Linked DNA regions of Homo sapiens: region 1 is linked to region 2. Evidence: read pairs that join two places in POLR2A ChIA-PET (ENCODE). Cell type or tissue: GM12878. All regions are shown on one strand. Links, peaks and the distances in the headings refer to the core of each region. The heading gives the core; the rest is flanking DNA.

The links. Peaks named below come from ENCODE experiments on the same cell type or tissue, not always from the same donor. Only the 100,000 strongest peaks of a DNase experiment are listed, where the experiment ranks them.
Region 1: POLR2A ChIA-PET joins it to region 2 with 6 read pairs; 12 of 35 experiments call an interaction of 5 or more read pairs at or near these places.

What each region holds. Positions count from the first base shown.
Region 1 is chr16:75,444,769-75,449,916 of GRCh38, reverse strand. It overlaps TMEM170A (transmembrane protein 170A), which reads left to right. Exons shown (of 3, transcript NM_145254.3): 3 at 2,229-5,148. The coding sequence ends at 2,359. Among named protein-coding and RNA genes, the nearest start is that of CFDP1, 14 kb to the right of the region's middle. In GM12878, for the core only: no CTCF peak of the experiment used is centred there; no DNase peak of the experiment used is centred there.
Region 2 is chr16:75,570,857-75,576,484 of GRCh38, reverse strand. All of the region lies in intron 3 of GABARAPL2 (GABA type A receptor associated protein like 2), which reads right to left. Among named protein-coding and RNA genes, the nearest start is that of GABARAPL2, 7.3 kb to the right of the region's middle. RefSeq lists a silencer at 1-41 and an enhancer at 4,069-4,188. In GM12878, for the core only: no CTCF peak of the experiment used is centred there; no DNase peak of the experiment used is centred there; H3K4me3 peaks cover 1,154 bases; H3K27ac peaks cover 3,077 bases.

The sequences.
Region 1 (5,148 bases), core at 807-4,806, 130 kb after region 2:
TGCTGCTCTCTTGGATATACTTTTTCCTTTCTTCGCTTCATTATCCCAATCCCACTTTAGGGCCCAGTTCAAGTTCCTTAAGCTTCTTTCTATCCAACCCAGTCTTTCTTGTGTACCTAAATTTTGGAGGGGCCCAATGAAACATGTCTTTCAGATGTTAGTAACAAAATGTACGCATTGCCAGTGGAGCTGGGCATTTTAAATCACTAAATGTTCAAGGCAGCCAACCTTTGGTTAATATTGTTCTTTCTTCTTGTTAAAATATGTTAATATACCTTCACATCACATTTGTGAAATGTGCCAGGCATGGTGGCTTATGCCTGTAATCCCAGCACTTTGGGAAGCCAGCTTGGGAGGATTGCTTAAGTCCAAGAGTTCAAAACCAGCCTTGGCAACATAGTGAGACCCTGTCTCTACAAAAAATAAATAAATAAAATAGCCAGGTGTGGTGGCGTGTGCCTGTAGTCCCAGCTGCTCGGGAGGATCACTTGAGCCCAGGAGGTTGAGGCTGCAGGGAGCCATGATCATGCCACCGCATTCCAGCCTAGGTGAAAGAGTGAGACACTGTCTCAAAAAAAAAAAAAATTGTAAACGTGATTGAGACACTGTATGTTATTTTGCATTATTGCAAATCTGTTTCTGTCTTGTGTCCCCAGCTAGATTCCAAGTACCTTGAGAATAGCGATCATACCTTATAAAACACAGAAGTGTTCTGCAGATGAAAATTGGAGTGAATGAACACACTATGACAAAGGAGAATTTTGTTGGAGCATTTTGTGGGGAGGGTCATCTGGGAAATCTGGATCTATTCTTTTCTTTTTAAAATTTTTATTATTTATTTATTTATTTTTATTTGAGAACAGGGTCTTGTTCTGTCACCCAGGCTGGAGTGCAGTGGCATAGTCACAGCTCACTGCAGCCTTGACCTCCCTAGCTCAAGTGATCCCCCTACCTCAGCCACCCAAGCAACTAGGATTACAGGCACGTTCACTACACCCAGCTAATTTTTGTATTTTTTGTAAAGACAAGGTTTGGTCATGTTACCCAGGATGGTCTCAAACTCCTGGGCTCAAGCGATCCTCCTGCCTCGGCCTTCCAAAATGATGGGATTATAGGCTTGAGCCACTGTACTTGGCCGGTTCTTTTTTTTTTTGAGACAGGATCTTGTTCTGTTGCCCAGGCTTGAGTGCAGTGTCGCGATGTGAGCTCACAACAACCTCCACCTCCTGGGTTCAAGCAGCTCTCCTGCCTCAGCCTCCCGAGTAGTAGGGATTACAGGCACGTGCCACCACACTTGGCTGATTTTTTGTATTTTTAGTAGAGATGGGGTTTCACCATGTTGCCCAGGCTGGTCTCAAACTCCTGAGCTCAGATGATCCACCCATCTCGGCCTCCCAAAGTGCTGGGATTACAGGCGTGAGCCACCGTGCCCGGCCGGATCTATTCTTTTCAAACGAATGAAATGTTAACTTTCTTGGTACACTTCCTTGGTATAATGCTGAACTCGTATAGTAACTCAAATGGGTATCTGCATAGATACAGGGGTTTTCGTTTTGTTTTTCCAATTTGCAGGAAATTATAGTGACTAGCGTAATAAAAACAATCAATGACTTGGGAGACAAAGGAATCCCTGAGTATCTCTCCTCTCATGCCCTGTGAATGAATAACAACTTTATGGCTTAGAGTCCTCCTGTCTTCCCTTTTCACCCCTCTAGTCCCTCCTCCGTCCATTTCTTGAAGGGAACTATGAGTGTGATAGAAGGTGGAGTGGGGATTCCCTGTGGCCTGAAACATTTCTTGCTTAGTCTAACTCAAAAGATCCTTTTTCATTTGTTACCAAAAATGTATTAGGTCCCTGTTGAAGGCTAGGCATGGGGTAACTGGTAGGGGAATACAGATATTTTTGAGTTCATAATCTGGTCATGTGGGAATTGCTATCTTTGTGATTTTGATTATTTCTTCCAGATTATTTTATTCAATAAATCTAGGAGACTCTGGGTTTTAAGGAGTCAGCATCTAAAAGTGATCTTGCAAGCCATGCAATGAATACTCAAAGTGTAGAGTAGTCCACAGAAAGAATAGGGAAAACCTAACATTTCTGTAAGATTTAAATTTCAGTATAAAATCTGGAACATTCTACTCGCAGTAGTATTTTAAATGTTGTATTTTCGTGAGTTTGTTAACCTTCGTTTTTTGTTTTTGTTTAACATTCTTGCATTTTAAATCAGGTGCAGCTATTGCTGGAGTTTACCGAGCAGCAGGGAAGGAAATGATACCATTTGAAGCCCTCACACTGGGCACTGGACAGACATTTTGCGTCTTGGTGGTCTCCTTTTTACGGATTTTAGCTACTCTATAGCATACATCCTTATGCTGAGATGTTGAACTTAAACTTTATGGAATCCTCCAAAAGAATACATTATGGAGTGTAGTGTTTTCTTAGTTCTTCAAAGGGAAGCAACTTGGATGAACAGGAACATGAAGGACAACACATCTCAGCCTTTTCTTCATTTTGAAGCTCCTAGAATTGAAGACTTATGTGGACTCCTATTGTTCTCAACCAAAACAAGTCTTTTGGCTTTCTTTTTTGTAGATATTTGATTTAAGCAGTTTTCATGTGTACCTTTACCCAAGCCAAGTCAACAGTGTCTCTGGGGTGGCATCCTTTGCACTGAAATTTACAGTATTCTGTGAGATGTCGCATATTTTGAAGAAACCGTGGAAGATACTGGTTTATTTCAAATGAGCAGAGTATGTTGTATTAAAATCTTATCTAATCTTGATTAAAATTTGGCAAACTCTTTTCTTTGCTACATCTTAGTGACAATAAATGCCAAATAGGTTTTGGTTGAGTATAGTTTTGAAAACAAATTTGGTGAAATAAAGCAGGAAAAAAAATTTAAGTATAACTCAAGTAGTGGCTTTGGTTCCACTGTTTATAAATAAAAAGTAGATAACAATGAATAATGTGACATTTTCTGGACAACTGTCTTGACTTCTGATTAAGATATTTTAAGAGATGTGAATTTGTTATTTTGTATGTTTTATCAAAATAAGCTAGCTAATTTAGACTTTTTAGATTTTCTGTACCACCTTTCCCTATCACTTTTAATTCTCTTAATTTTATTTCATTTAATTGGAAACATACATACCCTATTAAATGGCTTGAGTTGGAAATTTTAAGCCAGATTTGTTTGGACATTGAGGCACACATAAGATACTTTAGGCATTCTGTCATAGTTTTTCTTAGTGACTTTGGTATACTAATGACCCTTGAGAAACTATAGAAGTGCATCTGAAACTAGAGTTAGTGGTTATTGATTTTTTAGCTTAATGTGTTTACCTAGTGGTAACTCTTCAGCCCACTTTTACAGTATTGGGTATCAACTCCCAGAAAGTGCCTAAAGTTTAATGTTCAGATATGTACCCACTCTCCCCTTTACATTTTTATTCAAAAGAATTTATATCTTTAAAGAGATTTAAATATCAAGAGTTTTTTTAAAACTTAATTTTAGCTATTTAAATTTTTATTCTACTGCCTAACTTTCTTTTTCATTAAAAGGCCTGAAAACTGTGACTCTTTGAGAGGGAAAGAATCGCAGAAATTAAGTATTTAATGTGATCCTTTCCACCTAAACTGTTTTGTATGGAATACAATCAGTGTGGTGGTAGTGGTGGTGGTTATCTGCAAAATAGTTTCTGGTGATTAAATCTGACTTTTTTTTTTTTTTTTCTTTTAAATGAGACGGAGCCTCACTGTGTTGCCCAGGCTGGAGTGCAGTGGTGCAATCTCAGCTCACTCCAACCTCTGCCACCCGGGTTCAAGCGATTCTCCTGCCTCAGTTTCCTGAGTAGCTGGGATTACAGGCACCTGCCACCGTGCCCGGCTAATTTTTGTATTTTTAGTAGAGATAGGTTTCACCATCTTGCCCAGGCTGGTCTTGAACTCCTGACCTTGTGATCCACCCGCCTCGGCCTCCCAAAGTGCTGGGATTACAGGCGTGAGCCACCGCGCCTGGCCATAAATCTGACATCTTTAAAGGAAAGTTTTCATTGTGAGATTAAGGCTTAACAGCCCATGAGGTCATATACACATGAACGTATCTATTCCATTTAAAGCAATACACACTCTGGCTTCTGATTAAAAATAGCCAGGAGGAGAGTCTCTGAATCTACTGTGATTCTGGAGTCTGCCCAATTTGGAAAAAAAAAAAAAAGAAAAAAGTCAGGAGGACCAATTTGCCAGGGAAACTCATAGAAAAGAATTACAAAGAGATCACAAAAACTGGACATATTCTTTTGACTAATTAGACCACTTATGGCTGGGCGCAGTGGCTCACACCTATAATCCCAGCACTTTGGGAGGTCGATGTGGGAGGATTGCTTGAGCCCAAGAGTTCAAGACTGGCCTGGGCAACATAGTGAGACCTTGTCTCTACTACAAAATAAAAAAAAATTAGCTGGGCGTGGCCTCAGCTACCCAAGAGGCTAAAGTGGGAGGATCACTTGTGCCTGGGAGGTTCAGGCTGCTGTGAGCCGAGACCACGCCACTGAACTCCAGCTTAGGCCACAGGGCAAGACCCTGTCTTAAAATAATATTACTAATTTTGGTAATTAACTTATCAAAACTATAGTGACATATACACGGGCAGAAACTTATAAGTAGAGTTGTAATGCAGCCAAATATTCTTACAAATTCCCTAACAAGAAGCTCAAATCTTTCTCACAGGCAAATTGTAAAAATTCTAGTTTTTTGTTTAAAGAGCTGTGATTTTCAAAAGTATCCCTTCAGTTTAAGAAATCTGGGGAATTGGTAACTTTTCTTATGGGAAATGATTGCCATCATCTCTACTGAAGGATGCCTCTTACTGAAAAATGTCTTTTGAAGGAGTTCTTGCCTAAAGCATTCTTTGGATGTAATTTCATACACTAAACATATAGACCAGTAGTTAGTGGGCCCCTCCTCTTAAACAGTAACTTTTGAAGTACTGATACATGATTAAAATGTTAGATATTTTTCACTGGAGCTAAGACTTAAAATTAGGGCATTTTGAAAGGTGTATTTGTTTCTGTTTCTTGTTTGATATATTTTGGTTATCTACTCTTTTAAAAAACTAAACGTATAAAAGGTATCTTCAAATTACTGAG
Region 2 (5,628 bases), core at 1,629-5,628:
AGTCTGAGACATCTGAGGTCACTAGCCCAGATAGGTAAGTCACAACAGATCCTTAAAAGGGGAACTCATAAACCAAGAGCCAGTGGGGAAGATAAGGAGTCCAAGGCCTCAACCTGAGGAAACAGTGACTGCCCCACTTGCTGCTTTGCTCCTCAAGGGCTGAGTGGAACCTCCATGTAAACATGGACAAATACCACATTTATGAAGGGGGAGGTTTTGAGTTTTTTTCCTGTTCTTCCTGCCCCATTTGCAAGCTTAGCTCGGATGGCTGTGTGGGTAGATGAGAATTATTAAGTAACAATGTGGGGGAGGTCTGAATTTGAATATGAAAGAACCTGTCATCAGCATCTTGTACAATAAAAACGGTGCTCCCTGTGAGGACCTCTTAGCCTGGAATTTGTAAAATAAGGACTCCCTGGAACAGAACTGTTCAATAGAAATCTCTGCTCTGATTGAAATGTCCTGTATCACTGCCACAGCAGCCACTAGCTACATTCAGCACTTGAAAGTCTGGCTCGTGTGAATTGGGATGTGCAGTGTAAAACATAAACAAGGCTTCAGACTTAGTATGAAAATGCAGCAAAATAGCTCAATTTTGATTACATGTTGAAATGATAAAATTATGGATATACTGGGTCAAATAAAATATATTAAGTGGATCACCTGAGGTCGGGAGTTCAAGACCAGCCTGACCAACATAGTGAAACCCTGTCTCTACTAAAAATACAAAAGTAAGCCGGGCGCGGTGGCTCACACCTGTAATCCCAGCAGTTTGGGAGGCCGAGGCGGGTGGATCACAAGGTCAGGAGATTGAGACCATCCTGGCTAACAACGGTGAAACCCCGTCTCTACTAAAAAATACAAAAAATTAGCTGGGCGTGGTGGCGGGCACCTGTGGTCCCAGCTATTCAGGAGGCTGAGGCAGGAGAATGGCGTGAGCCTGGGAGGCGGAGCTTGCAGTGAGCCGAGATCGTGCCACTGCACTCCAGCCTGGGCGACAGAGCGAGACTCTGTCAAAAAAAGTATCCAGGCATGGTAGTGCACGCCTGTCATCCCAGCTACTCGGGAAGCTGAGGCCGGAGAATCGCTTTAACCTGGGAGGTGGAGGTTGCAGTGAGCCAAGATCGTGCCATTGTACTGCAGCCTGGGCAACAAGAGCAAAACTCTGTCTCAAAAAAAAAAAAATTAATTTCAACTGTTTTTATTTTTTTAATGTGGCTACTAGAAAATTCTTAAATTACATATGTGGCTTGCATCCATTTCTACTGACAGCACTGCCCCAGAACAAGACTTAGGGGGCAGTGGGTAGAGGGAGGAACAACGCCTGCAGCCGTGGGTCTCAGCCTTGGCTGCACATCAGAATCTTACTTTAAAGAGAGCTTTAAAAACATCTCTGTGCCCAAGCCCTACCCCAGACCAATGAAATCATCACTATGTTTTGTTTTGTTTTGTAAAGACAGAGTCTTGCTCTGTCGCTTGGGCTGGAGTACAGTAGCAGGATCTCGGTTCACTGCAACCTCCACCTTCCGGTTCAAACAAGTCTCATGTCTTAGCCTCCCAAGTAGCTGGGATTACAGGTGCATGCCACCACGCCTGGCTAATTTGTTTTTGTTTTTGTTTTTAGTAGAGGTGGGATTTCACCATGTTGGCCAGGCTGGTCTTGAACTCCTGACCTCAGGTGAGCCACCGTGTCCGGCCTCATCAGTATATTTTTAAATGCCAAAAATGATTCCATATGCAGCCAGGTTGCAAAGGGAAATGCCTGACCTTTTGTTGGGGGGGAGAAGGGAGGGTCATCTTTAAAAGCTATGTGATTAGGAAGTAGAGTGACAAGCCAGGAAGTGAAATGACAAGCCAGAAACTAGCAGAAGGGCTTGAACATGTAGCTGAGTCTCCCAAGATTTTTACCCTGGTGGTTGAGAATGCCCAGAGAGTAACCCCATTTTTCTCTGAAACTCCTCAGAATGAGGCTAATGGGAAAACAACTACAGCTACTGCCACAACTCTTTACCCCATTTGTCCAAGTGTCCAGGGTGATCTTGATGACAACTGTCGTAACATCTCCCCGCTGCCACTACCAGATGGGTTTAGATGCAGTAGCAGACATTGTGTGCAATTCAGAGTCGCCCCATAGTGTCTCTGTCAAGTTTGGTTCCAAACAGACTAAGTTCTGCTCTTTTCCTAGCAAGTTAGAAGCCCTAGTACAATGATTCTAAATCCCGCTGCTACATTAGAAACATTTGAAGAGCTTCGTAAACACCAGCAGCCCACCCCCGGGCCTGTGTATGCTATCCAGGGTGAACAATAACCACTGGACCGCTACTGTTGAAGGCAGGTCGTGAGACTCTGAGCCCTGACTCTTGGCAGGACAGGAGGCCCACAATCATGTGGCTTTCATTCCTTTCTGGCTTTAGATTCCATTGTCTTTTAAGTAAAACTTGGGTTCATTAATTTGTTTAAGCAGTGCCCTAGTAGCTACAGAAGCTGATAGTAAAAATCCTAACTATAATGGCAACACATGTGCCAAGCACTGCTTATACATTACATGTATTAACTCTTTATCCTCAAAACAATCTCATGAGGTAGATGGTACCATAATCCATAGTTCCTAGATAGGAAAACTGAGGCACAGAGATTCTAAATTCACTCCAGGTCACAAAACTAGGAGACCACCAAGCTTTGCTGCCTCCAAGTGATTAGACAGCTAGATCTGCTCTGATGACCTAACATTAGAGTCCTTGTACCTTCTGCAGAGATCTTCCTTAGAACAGTGCTTCTCATACAAATGTTGGTACCAACCATCGGAACATCAAGCTCCCAGGTAAGGCGACTGCTGCCAGTCTCTGCATCACATGCTGAGTAGCAAGGTCTTAGGGCTCTCTCCTTCCCATCTTGTAATTTGACAGTTAGATGCCTCAGTGCGTAAGAACTTAAGAATCCAACAATTTCTCCTTTTCTGACACACAACCTCATGTGGAAACTTAGTTGGCAGTAGCACTGTGTCCTTATAGTCAGGATACCCCTTGGGCAAGGAACTTGGTAACTGAATGCTCAATGCTGAACATGCACCTAATTTTGAGGCTTCACTGGGTGCCATGAAGCAAGACTGATTTGAAAACAGCACTTACGGGATCTGACTGCATACATGCAGAGTCAGAATAATTTGGCCTGCAGCCAAAATGAGCTGGGCCACAAACAGACTTAAAAAAAATTAACTCATTTTTGTAAAGTCCCATTAAATGGATATGCAAATGGAAGTGCAGGGAGACAAAATGTGACCCTTGCTAGCAGAGAGTCTATTAGCAGAAGGCTGGTGTGTCAGTTTGGGACACATTCCATAAACCTCTGAGAAGTTAAACTTCCCCCTCAGAATTTGGAGGCCTGAGCTATACACAGCACTGAGCAGGCCACTGCTAGGATGCCTGAGGATCCTGCAGCACAGAGGCAGCTCTAATGCATCTATCCAGCTAAGCTGCACAGGCTTGCTGGATGCCCTGACAACTCGCAAGTAGCACTGCAGCTCCAAGGCTTGCTGCCTAAGTTGCTGGGAGGTGGCTGTAGAGAACACCTGAAGATGGCCTCCAGTCCCTAACACGAATGCACACCCTGTGGCATCAAGTACCACACGCATTCATCTGAGAAAGATGCTGCTCTGAGTACAGAAGCACTGCCACCTTCCAAGCTCTGAGTCTGGCAAAGAAAGAAACGGGTAAAGCCAGTGGTAGATTCAAGCCATGGAGCTAATCTAAGGTGAAGTGGGACCCTGAAGTACTATGTGAAAATGAATTTAAACTGCCCCCTAAAGCCCTCTCCCCAACCCCTCCACTGAATGACACAGATCCAGGTAAAACCACTTCTCCAGTGGAGAAACTGTGCAATAAAAAAAGGAAAGTTGCAGCAAGACCTACATCCAGGAATGGCCATGTGACTCAAGACAGACATCAGTTTATGCTACCAACAGCGCTATGCATTGGGAGAGGCTGACCTAGAACTGTATGGATGCCCAATCCCTAGAGAACCTACGTTCGCCCCAACCAAGGGCAGGTCATGGAGGCTGTGGGGTCTACACCGACTCATGAATTGGCTGGGCTGATGAGCACACCTGGCCACCCATCTGCTTTGGAGTCCACGCGCTTCCACTGGACCTTGGATTATCTCTTCTCCAGCAGGGCAGGATGGGTGGTGGGAGGTGGAAGGGCAGTGACCACTACTGTCAATCCTGGAGAGGCACTGGCTTCACAGTGAAAGTTAATAAGGCCCTGAGGCTCCCCAAGATTCTAAAATAAAAAGATTAACCACTGGTTGTTGTTCCTTTTTTTGTTTTGAGACAGTTTCACTCATGTCACCCAGGCTGGAGTGCAGTGGCGTGATCTTGGCTCACCACAACCTCCTCCTCCCAGCTTCAAGCGATTCTCCTGCCTCAGCCCCCGAGTAGCTGGGATTACCGGCGACCGCCACCACACACGGCCTAGGACAGAACATATTTATCTGATAAAAAGAACAACTAGGCCGGGAGCAGTGGCTCACGCCTGTAATCCCAGCACTTTGGGAGGCCAAGGTCGGCGAATCACCTGAGGTCAGGAGTTAAGAGACCAGCCTGGCCAACATGGTAAAACCCGTCTCTACTAAAAATACAAAAAAAGTAGCCGGGCGTGGTGGCAGTCGCCTGTAATCCCAGCTACTAGGGGGCAGAGGCAGGAGAATCGCTTGAAGCTGGGAGGCAGAGGTTGCAGTGAGCTGAGATCGCGCCACTGCCTGGGCACTCTAGCCTGGGCGACATGAGTGAAACTCCGTCTCCAAAAAAAAAAAAAAAGTCCTGTCCTTAAAGAGGTATTTACCCAGAAATGATCAAAGTGCTTTAAGCACATTTCTAAATAAAGGATGATTAAGTGTGGGGTGAGAAGTCATTAATTGGGCCTGAAGGGTCAGGAATTGGATTTCTGGTTACTCTGTCCTAAAATCCTGACTTGGGTTACTGGTATAATCTGCTTTAGGGTGGATTCTCAGCAGAATGGAAAGGCAAATGGGACTTGGAGAGAAAATGGCCTTGAAGCAGTCTCTGTTGCCCTGAAAATCACTTTTCATTTCCAAAACATCACAACTTCCTTTTACTGAAGATCTCTTTAAGATCCAGAAGCAAATAAACACCATATTCTTAAACAGCACAGGTTTCCCAATGTCAGTTATAATATCTGGCCAGGCATGGTGGGTAACACCCATAATCCCAGCACTCTGGGAGGCCAAAGCAGGAGGATCACCTGTAGCCAGGAGTTTGAGACCAACCTGGTGAGGTAGGAGGACTTCTCAAGCCCAGGAGTTCAAGGCTGCAGTGAGCTATGACTGTGCCACTGCACTCCAGCCAGGGTGACAGAGCAAGACCTTGTCTCAACAACAATAAAAAATAATATCTTAGAGATATTATATTTAATGATATACTCCTGTTTCTATTTTAAACAGGGGATTAACAAGACTCTTATCTATGTTCTAAACAAACAAAGACCAAAGACCATTCACTGCCAGGTCTGAGTTCCCCTCTAACGTCATGACTAGGAAACTTGTACACTGATGTTTTTTCTGAAGTTCTGTCTGAACAAAGGCATGGTTCCCCATTCCGTTTTTGGCCTGATT